Linked DNA regions of Mus musculus: region 2 is linked to region 1. The links are chromatin loops, found by intact Hi-C in ENCODE. Cell type or tissue: heart. All regions are shown on one strand.

What was found. A loop is a pair of places that touch in the nucleus more often than their neighbours do. Peaks named below come from ENCODE experiments on the same cell type or tissue, not always from the same donor. Only the 100,000 strongest peaks of a DNase experiment are listed, where the experiment ranks them.
Region 2: it touches region 1 in a loop (5-fold over the local background); 27 of 42 quality-filtered maps call a loop at or near these places.

The regions. Positions count from the first base shown.
Region 1 is chr11:118,377,886-118,382,885 of GRCm38, forward strand. No RefSeq gene overlaps it. Among named protein-coding and RNA genes, the nearest start is that of Lgals3bp, 22 kb to the right of the region's middle. In heart, a CTCF peak has its summit at 1,947 (motif pointing left); DNase peaks (open chromatin) are centred at 996, 1,586 and 1,936; H3K27ac peaks cover 742 bases.
Region 2 is chr11:118,314,513-118,319,512 of GRCm38, forward strand. Timp2 (tissue inhibitor of metalloproteinase 2) reads right to left here. Exons shown (of 5, transcript NM_011594.3): 3 at 2,907-3,015. Among named protein-coding and RNA genes, the nearest start is that of Cep295nl, 26 kb to the right of the region's middle. In heart, CTCF peaks have their summits at 2,798 and 4,222 (motif pointing right); a DNase peak (open chromatin) is centred at 2,739; H3K27ac peaks cover 1,036 bases.

The sequences.
Region 1 (5,000 bases):
GAAGATGGCAGCCTTCAGAATCCTGTCGTTATTCACAGTTAGCATACGGATGGGGATACAGCCCTGATGGAGAATGTGCTGCAGGTCCATCCTCTCTGATATTATAGCACGTGGGATGGTCCCCTGGAACAGGGCTCTACTCCCTTAGCATCAGCACCTACTGCATCAGGATCCAGGGCGCCAGCATCCAAGGGCTGTCAGCTAGCTTTGATCAGGAATGCCTATGATTTGAACGGTGCCCCCTTCATACACCAATGATACTACTCGGTCCTAACTCCCCGGGGACTTGTGAGTGTGGCTTCTGGACCCAGAGTCTTTACAGTTGTGACAAGATAAGGAAGAGTCTTGAGAGGAGATCACTTGTATTTTGGGAGGCCCCGGGCCTGACTGGTTTCCCTGCAGGAGAAAGGAGCACGGTCAGTGACACAGACAGGCAGAGACACAGCAGGTGCCATCAGAGCATAGCACCAGGGAGAGGCATGTCCACATACCAAGAGTGTCAGGAGACTCTGGAAGCACTTTCCCTCAGAGGCTGTTGATGGAACTGACCCCAGGAAAGTTGGCTCTCAGGCTTCTGGTCTCTGGAGCCATGGGGGGAAAAAGTATCCCTGTCATTTTTATGACCTACTTTATGGTCTTTGTTTTCCTAAGTGTTGGGGTCAAATTCACACCTGAATTCCCATTCCTCCAAGTCAGCTGGAGATACAGGTGGAGTAGGGGTGGCAAGCAGGTTGCCAGCTGTCACTGCACAGATGGAGCAGTGGGCAAGGTCTTCCCTCTTTCCCTCACCTGGACAGCTCGAGGATGCTCTAGGATCTTGGGACTGTGCCCTCTGGACTTTTCCAGCCCCCAGCCTGCACCTTGTCATGTTTGGTTTTACCCAGACCACCTTTGGACACTTCCCTCTTCTTGTCTTGGCGAGCACGCCCTGAGGTAGTCCTTGGCAGAACTGGGGCCATGTTCCTGCAGTTGAAACCAATGCTCTCCCTGTTTCAGGAATATTGTTCTTGGCATGCCAGCTGTGTATGCCACTGTCTGGTCCCTGTCAGGCTCCACGTGACGTCTGTCCACTACCCCACTTCCCAGGCTCCTCCGTGTCAGGTCATTCATCAGGTCCTCCTGACACCAGCTAGCCCCCCTATGATCCAACTACAGAGCCCACATAAAAAGCCTCCATCAGATGCCAGTCTCACATGGCGGGGACTCTGAATACACAGAGCTTCCCAAGGCCCCTTCCTCAAATGTAGGAACTGTCTGTCTACAATGCTTTCTTAGAAGTCAGGAAAGGATGTTAGTTACTATGGCTACTGGCATAAAGGAGACTGTGAAGGGTTACAGATAAACAGCCAGTGGGACAAGGACATGGGGAGAAGTCAGGAAGACTCCAGAGGACAGAGCTTCTGGCCTGTGCAGTTCGGAGTGTGCAGCCCTCGGGCACCAGGATGTGCTCCTGGGCCTGGAGGGCCTGTGAGCACTTTGGGTCTGTCCCGTGGGGACAACTGACTCATCTTGGTCTCTGGCTATACTGACTCATCCTGGAAGTCAGGGTCCAGCGGGGGTTCCCGCTCTCTGCCAGTAACCACAGCCCCATTCCAAAGCTACCTGGGGGCTACTGAGCCCCCCTCATTTGTATAGGCTCAGGAAAAGTCCAAAGGGCCTCAATATGAAAAACTAAATAGGCTCCTCCCATCCCTTCCACGCAGGGCATTCTGAAGGCCTTGAGAGGCTTCATGGAGAAAGATTTAACTGTGCCAGCCTTGTACCAGCTGAACCCCTGTAGACAGGTGTAGCCCTCCCTCAGGACTCCAGCTCTGTCCAGGGCAGCCCTGGGAAGGATTTTCCAGAGTGGCTGGAGGAGGTCGGGTATGATAAGAGAGAGGCTTCAGTGAAGACACAGGGCTTCCCCTGTGGTCAACTTGCTCAGTTCTGCTCTGGCGCCCTCCAGTGGCTTCCTTCCAGACCTGCGGTTGACACAGCAAACCTCCCTCCAGAATTCAGAGTTTGGCCTGTCCCTCCGCTTAGAGGAAGGAGCCAGCCAAAGCTGAGGGCATAGTGGTGTGAAGGACAAAGAGATGCAGGGGACTTTAAAAATGTTTATTTTCTTTCACGTGTAGGTATGCATGACTGTACTGGCTGGTTTTTGTGTGTGGACTTGATACAAGCTGGAGTTATCACAGAGAAAGGAGCCGCCATTGAAGAAATGAGATCCAGCTGTAAGGCATTTTCTCAATTAGTGATCAAGTGGGGAGGGCTTAGCCCATTGTGGGTGGTGCCATCTCTGGGCTGGTAGTCCTGAGTTCTATAAGAAAGCAGGCTGAGCAAGCCAGGGAAAGCAATCCAGAAAGCAGCGTCCCTCCGTGGCCTCTGTATCAGCTCCTGCCTCCAAGTTCCTGCCCTGTGTGAGTTCCAGTCCTGACTTCCTTTGGTGATGAACTGTGATGTGGAAGTGTAAGCTGAATAAACCCTTTTCTCCCCAACTTGCTTGTAGGTCATGGTATTTGTGCAGCAATAGAAACCCTGATTAAGACAATGACTGTTTGAGTTTCTGTGCACCACATGTGTTCAGAAACCTTTAGAGGCCAGAGGTGTTCAATCCTCCTGGAACTGGAGTTACAGAGTGTTGTGAGCCACCATGTAGCTGCTGGGATTTGAACCAGGATTCTTTAAGAGAGTAAAATGCACTCTTGATCACTGAGCTATCTCTTTAGGGCCAACCTAGAAGACAGGGGTGGGGGAGGGAGAGAGAGAGAGAGAGAGAGAGAGAGAGAGAGATTTCATACCAAGAGGTGCAAGTGCATGTTTAAGAAGGTTACCAGTGTGCCGGACATGGTGGCGCATGCCTTTAATCCCAGCACTTGGGAGGCAGAGGAAGGTGGATTTCTGAGTTCGAGGACAGCCTGGTCTACAAAGTGAGTTCCAGGACAGGCAGGGCTGGCTATACAGAGAAACCCTGTCTCGAAAAAACCAAAAAAAAAAAAAAAAAAAAAAAAAAGAAGAAGAAGAAGAAGAAGGTTACCCAGTGAGCCAGGCAGTGGTGGTGCCTTTAATCCCAGTACATGGGAAGCAGAGGCAGGAGGATCTCTGTGAGTATGAGGCCTGCCTAGTCTACAGAGTGAGTTCTGGCTATACAGAGAGACCTAAAGTGGGCATTTCTGGTTACTTTGAAGACTCAAGGTATAATGATGTTTTGGTGAGGCAGACAGGTGAAAGAATGTATGATGTTTAATATATATATATATATATATATACATATATATATATATATATATATATATATATATATATTATGACCCCACAGACAGTGGGACATTGGTTCACTTTGCTCTGCCTTGTTAGTCTTCTCTGATGACACACATGTATTGGCTCGCCTTACATTGCATGGCTGAGCTTCAATTGTAACTTTCATAGAGAGAAATTCACTAAAGAGCTTCTTGTGAGGTTCCTGCAGCTTCTTGCTAATTCCTCAGACTTGGGCTTTCTTTTGGGTGGAACTGCCCTTGCTGATTCGTGTGTGGTGTCTGCTGAGTGGACTGCAGCTGCTGATTCGTGTGAGGTGTTTGCTCATGGGCTGGGCTGGAAACAATTAAAACTGGAATTGCCCCAAAGAACTATTTCTAAACAGGTCCACTTCCACCGTGTCCTAATAAAGTTTTTTCCCACTACCTCTGGTGGGTGGCAGGCTAGAGGAGAGGTTGAACCCTTATTAAAATAGGCATGAAAAATATATGCCTACAGAAACCAAGCCTCAAAAATCTAAAGGACAAGGAGGAAGAGGAGAAGGAAGAGGAGGAGGGAGAAGAAGAGGAGGAAGAGGTCCCATTGAAACCTCTTCCTCAGGGAAGTCAGCACAGGTCCACCCCAGGCCGTCAAATGGCAAAGAAAAGGGATCTTCCATCCCTGTATTGCAGGGGCTCTGCCTGGGGAAGGAAGGGTGACGTGGGAGGGAACTGAGGTCACCTGTGCATGTGCAGGACAGAAGGGTCCCAGAGGTTACTTGTTTCCATTTTTGTCTTTTAAGATTTTTTTTATTACGCATTTTCCTCAATTATATTTCCAATGCTATCCCAAAAGTCCCCCATACCCTCCCTGCCACTTCCCTACCCACCCATTCCCTTTTTTTTTTTTTTTTTTTTTCCCCCTGGTGTTCCCCTGTACTGGGGCATATAAAGTTTGTGTGTCCAATGGGCCTCTCTTTCCAGTGATGGCCGACTAGGCCGTCTTTTGATACATATGCAGCTAGAGTCAAGAGCTCCAGGGTACTGGTTAGTTCATATTGTTGTTCCACCTATAGGGTTTCAGATCCCTTTAGCTCCTTGGGTACTTTCTCTAGCTCCTCGATTGGGGGCCCTGTGATCCATCCATTAGCTGACTGTGAGCATCCACTTCTGTGATTGCTAGGCCCCGGCATAGTCTCACAAGAGACAGGTATATCTGGGTCCTTTCAGCAAAATCTTGCTAGTGCATGCAATGGTGTCAGCGTTTGGAAGCTGATTATGGGGTGGATCCCTGGATATGGCAGTCTCTAGATGGTCCATCCTTTCGTCACAGCTCCAAATTTTGTCTCTGTAACTCCTTCCATGGGTGTTTTGTTCCCAATTCTAAGAAGGGGCACAGTGTCCACACTTTGGTCTTCATTCTTCTTGAGTTTCATGCGTTTAGTAAATTGTATCTTATATCTTGGGTATCCTAGGTTTTGGGCTAATATCCACTTATCAGTGAGTACATATTATGTGAGTTCCTTTGTGATTGTGTTACCTCACTCAGGATGATGCCCTCCAGGTCCATCCATTTGCCTAGGAATTTCATAAATTCATTCTTTTTAATAGCTGAGTAGTACTCCATTGTGTAAATGTACCACATTTTCTGTATCCATTCCTCTGTTGAGGGACATCTGGGTTCTTTCCAGCTTCTGACTATTATAAATAAGGCTGCTATGAACATAGTGGAGCATGTGTCCTTCTTACCGGTTGGGACATCTGGATATATGCCCAGGAGAGGTA
Region 2 (5,000 bases), 63 kb before region 1:
TATGCATGCATGCATATATGGTATATACATGTGAATGTATGTGAATCTGTATATATAAGTGTGTATGCATGTATATGTGTATGTATATATATATATATATATATATATATATGATATATAAGTGTGTATGTATGTATGTATGTATGTGAATGTATATGAGCATATACATGGATGGATGGATGGATGGATGCATGTGTATATGGGTATGCATGTGGATGTACATGTCCATACATGTGTATGTGTATATGTATATATGGGTGTGTTTGTGTGTTAATATATATGTATATATATGTGTATATGGGTATGTACATGTGTGTATGTTTATGTATGACTGTGTTTATATGTGTATATAGTGTGTGTATGTATTCATATATGTATGTATGTGCATGCGTGTGTATATGTATGTATGTATATGTGTGTATATGTATGTATGTATATACATATATGTGTGTATATATGTATATACACATACGTATAAAAAGGGAGACAGGTCATACACTTGCTATAACATGAACAGAACCTGGCTTCATGCCCAGTAAAATAAACTGCCACAAAAGGATATAACCCTGCTAGACCTGAGAGCTGCCTAAAATATGTAAGTTCACAGAAACTGAAAGTAGATGGCAGGGACCAGAACCCAGGCCCTGGGGCAAGACAAGGACTGAGATGCTTGTGGCCAGTGGGACCAAGATGTAGTTTGGGAAGATGACACAGTCTTGGAATAGACAGTGATAGCTACACACTCTTGTGGATACATTTAGTGCCACCGAGTCCTCTGCTCAGGCAGTTATAGAGGCACACTCCATTTTACATGTTTCTGCAGTTTTTGTTACTTTCATGCATTTTGTGTGTATGGGTGAGTGTGCATGTGTGTGTGTGTATGTGTGCATCTGTGTGTATGTGTGTCCATGTGTGATGTGTGTGTGCATGTGTGTGTGTATATGGGTGAGTGGGTCCATGTGCATGCATGTGTGCATGCACATGTGTGTGTGTAAATCAGAAGAAAACTCAAGAGTTGCTTTTCTTCTACTGTGTAGGTCCTGGGGATCAAACTCGGGCTTAATGGCCAGTGCCTTCACCCACTGGCAATCTAACTAGCCTAGATCCTGCAGGAAGGAGTTTTATGGTTTTGTTGTTGTTTGTTGCTGTTGAAACAAGATCTCATTGCCTAGGACTGTGAGTTCACAGAGATCTGCCTTCTCCTTCCTCCCAAGTGCCAGGACTAAAGATGTATGCCACCATACCTAACTATACTAGTGAAGTTTTTAAAACAGCATGCAGCCTATTTACAAGTGTCATGTATTGACAGTATGCTCTGTGGCTAGTCAGGAGTGTGTCCGGGGCAGCAAGTGTTATATAGTCTAAGATGCCAGGTGCATGGTTCCTGAGTGGCTTCGGGTACCTTTAGTCTGCATTGTACCTGGAGCTGCAGTGGAGTTGGGTCTTAGCAGGCCTAGAAGACTTGTGTGATGATATCTGTGTGACATTCTTCTAAGACAGAGGAGGCAATGGCAAGCATGGGTGTTGCATGGACAGGAGAAAGCACGGCATATGTGGAAAACCTCTGACAGACAATGTGGATGGCAGGGATATGGCATGACAGAAACTATGACATCCGCCCACATGGTCACTGGAATTATCTGGCCTCCTGTTTGGACCCAGAGCCTGGCTCTTAGAGAAGGCAGGGAAGAGGCACGGAGAGTGCCTTAATGCATGCCCAAGTCTACAAAACAGAGCAGCCCCAGCACTGACCATGAAACCGCTGCCCTGCAAGACTCTCCCATTGTCCCCCCCGCCCCCACTTTGCTCAGGCATCCTGCAGCTTCCTCACACCATCGAGGCACGAGGAATGAGGCACGAGTTTGAGCCTGCTTGTAGCAGTCACTGTGTGTCAGGCTCCTGATAGCAAGACATGGCTTACCTATTTGTAGGCTGCCTGCCTATTTGAAGCCTCTAAATGGTTCAGTGGGCTGGTTTTTATCTCACGGAACAGAAAGCAGTGCCCATATTTGGGATATCCAAGTGATAAGCAGCTCTGACCGACAGGTCTGGCCCCAAGAGGTTAAAAAAAAAATACTCCTGGTATCCATGTGCACAGGAGATGGCATGCCTGGCCCCTGAGGTAAACCCCACCCAGTATGTACTAACCAGCTATCCGTAACTCCTGGCCTTTGTCAAGGAAGGTTCTAGTTAGAAACTGGCTCTTAGCCCTAACCACACATGGATTCTCCTGAGGAGATACCCAAGCCCCAGATTCTTCTCCTTGACTTGGACTGGATACAGGCTACAAGAATCCTGGTGGCTAGCGAAGCAGGCAAAACACTCAAGATACATAAAAATAAACCTGTTTTTTGGGTAGAGCCAGCAGGGGTGCTCCAAGCCTATTCTTAAGAACCTCTATCTACCACTTCTGGTTTTAAGCTGCTCTATGATCGCAATCAGCTCATAGGAAATATAACCATTGGCTCTTGGCAGGTGTTGCAAGCAGACCCCAGGCTAATCACTATGCTCAAGGCCAAGCCCTCTTCTGCACTGGGGGATCACGGCAACACCTTTATAATATGACAGTGGAGGACCTGTGCGATCTCTGTAGGGAAATGGGAAAGCCCCTAAACGCCCAGCCAGTGCCCAGGGAAGAGATTGCTGCTGGCCTTCCCAAGAATGTGGCCTGCTGGAGAGGCTGCTAATACAGACGGCTTCTGTATAGGTGAGGGCCAGGTGGGTGCCTCCAACAAAGGCCACTCATGTCTCCTGTACATGGGCTATCAGCAGTCCCTGGCCCAATGCAATTCTGCTCTTTCGTCCCTAGAGGGCAGTGTGGGAAGTTTGTTCCTTAGGGACCAGGACACTGGAATTCTCTGCACCACAATTCAGCACTCAGTGGGGAAGGGTGAACTCCCACACACCTGCAATTAGATACTCCTTCTTTCCTCCAACGTCCAGCGAGACCCCGCACACTGCTGAAGAGGGGGCCGTGTAGATAAACTCGATGTCTTTGTCAGGTCCTTTGAACATCTGCAAAACACAGGAAGGCAGGTATAATAGAGATGTGGCTCCCACCCAGAGCATGATGGGAATAGGAACACATGGTTGCACCCAGGCATGCCCCCAACCCAGGACCCAGGTTGCACAGGCGTATCCCATGGATTCACAAGCCATCACTGCTTTGCGAAGGTGTTCAGAGTCGTCTGCTGAGGGCTGTGGGGACATCTTAGCGGGTAAGCACAGTCCTGTCATCTGTGGGAGACTTTCTCCAAGGACATTTCTGCATGAGGTCATTTTAGGACCTCTGGATAAGGTCTAGAGAGTCTTACTGGCCACGGAGGGCTCATCTTCATTCCCAGGAACTGTGTTAATTTATCTGCTGTGGACTTCCCATTTTCTTTTGATCTTCATACCCCCCAGCCCCCACCCCCACTTCTGGATTAAACCTAAGCCCAATAATTTACACCCCAGCCCTACTTCAGGATTCTTTTTACTTTGTAGCCAGTCCTGGTCTTGAATTCTCCATTCCCCTGCCTCAGCCAGGATGCTAGGCTTATAGGCTTGTACTGCAACACCCTGCTTATTTCCAGAGATTTTGGTCTTGAAGCACTGGCTACCAGGAAACAACGAAGGAGAGAAAGGAGCCCTTGGAACCAGAACAGAACCTCAGAGTCGGGAGAGGGCTTGATTTCTCAATGCCTTAATTACCCAGCTCTTTAGCTGCCCTGCTGAGGAAGACATTTCCCAGCAGCTAGCTGTGTGTGTGTGTGTGAGTGTGTACGTGTGTGTGGTGTGTGTGGCATATATGTGTGTGTGTGTTGTGTGTGTGGTTGTGTTGTGTATGTGGTTGTGTTGTGTGTGTGTGGTGTCTGTATTTGGTATGTGTGGTATATGTGTGCAGTCTGTGTGTGGTATATGTGTATGGTATGTGTGTGTATGGTGTGTGTGGTATGTGTGTGGTATGTGTGGTGTGTGTATGTGTGTGTATATGTGTGTGTGTGATGTGTATGGTGTGTATATGTGTATGTGGTGTATGTGTGGTATGTGTGTGTGTGTGTGGTGTCCCCACTTTTCCCATCTTACTCCTGTCCTTCCTAACACTGCAGAGAAAGGCTTTTCTTTTTGTCTCTTCCTCCCTTCCTTCATCCTTCCTTTGAGTTTTAAAGGTTTAGGTTATTTCTCTTTACAAGATGTGTTTGTCTGCATGTCTGCTGCCATGTGCATGATACCCTCAGAAGCCAGAAGAGGGCGCTGGATCCCCTCCAGCAGAAGTGCGGGTGGTTGTGAGCTGTAGGACATGGGTGATGGGCCTTGAACTCTGAAAGAGCAGCAAGTGCTCTTAACACCAACAGCCCAGTCTCCAGCCTCTCTCCTAGAGGACCCTGCAGGAAGAAGCTTGCAAGGTCTCCTTGGGCATCTCAAATGACGCCACTCCAAAAGGTCAGAGTCACTTCCTTGGCATTAAGCAATGAGGATATTATGAAAGGCTACCTGCTTCTCTGCCTCGTAAAGAGGCTTTGGTATCGAGTGGCTAGTCATCCCCTTGAGGTGACACAACCACTATGGTGTGGCAAAGCTGTCCCTAACACTGGAGGAGCCAGCTGTTTTCCTTTGAACTTCAAGGCAGTTGTTGCCATCAGCAGGCACCAGCACATCTCATTGCCAAGCTAGGATTTGAACTTGGGACTTCAGGTATGCTAGGCAAGCACTCTACCAATTGAGCCACAACCTCAGCCTCTCCTTCTCCCTCTCCCACTCCCTCTCCAATATGAATCTCTTCCTATTTGTCTCCAACATGGAAAAGACTCTGAAAACACTAGCAGACACCACCACAGTCACTATGGCTGCCGTGTGCAGTCTCTTTGACGACAGTGGTATATGTGCTGTGTGTGTGGTGTGTGTATGTGTGTGTATGTGTGTGTATATGGTGTCTCTGACTACAGTCCTGTTCACCCAATGGGATTCCTTCTCAGTAAGCGGCCCAGCACAGGGAGGAAAGCTACCCCTGAGCACAC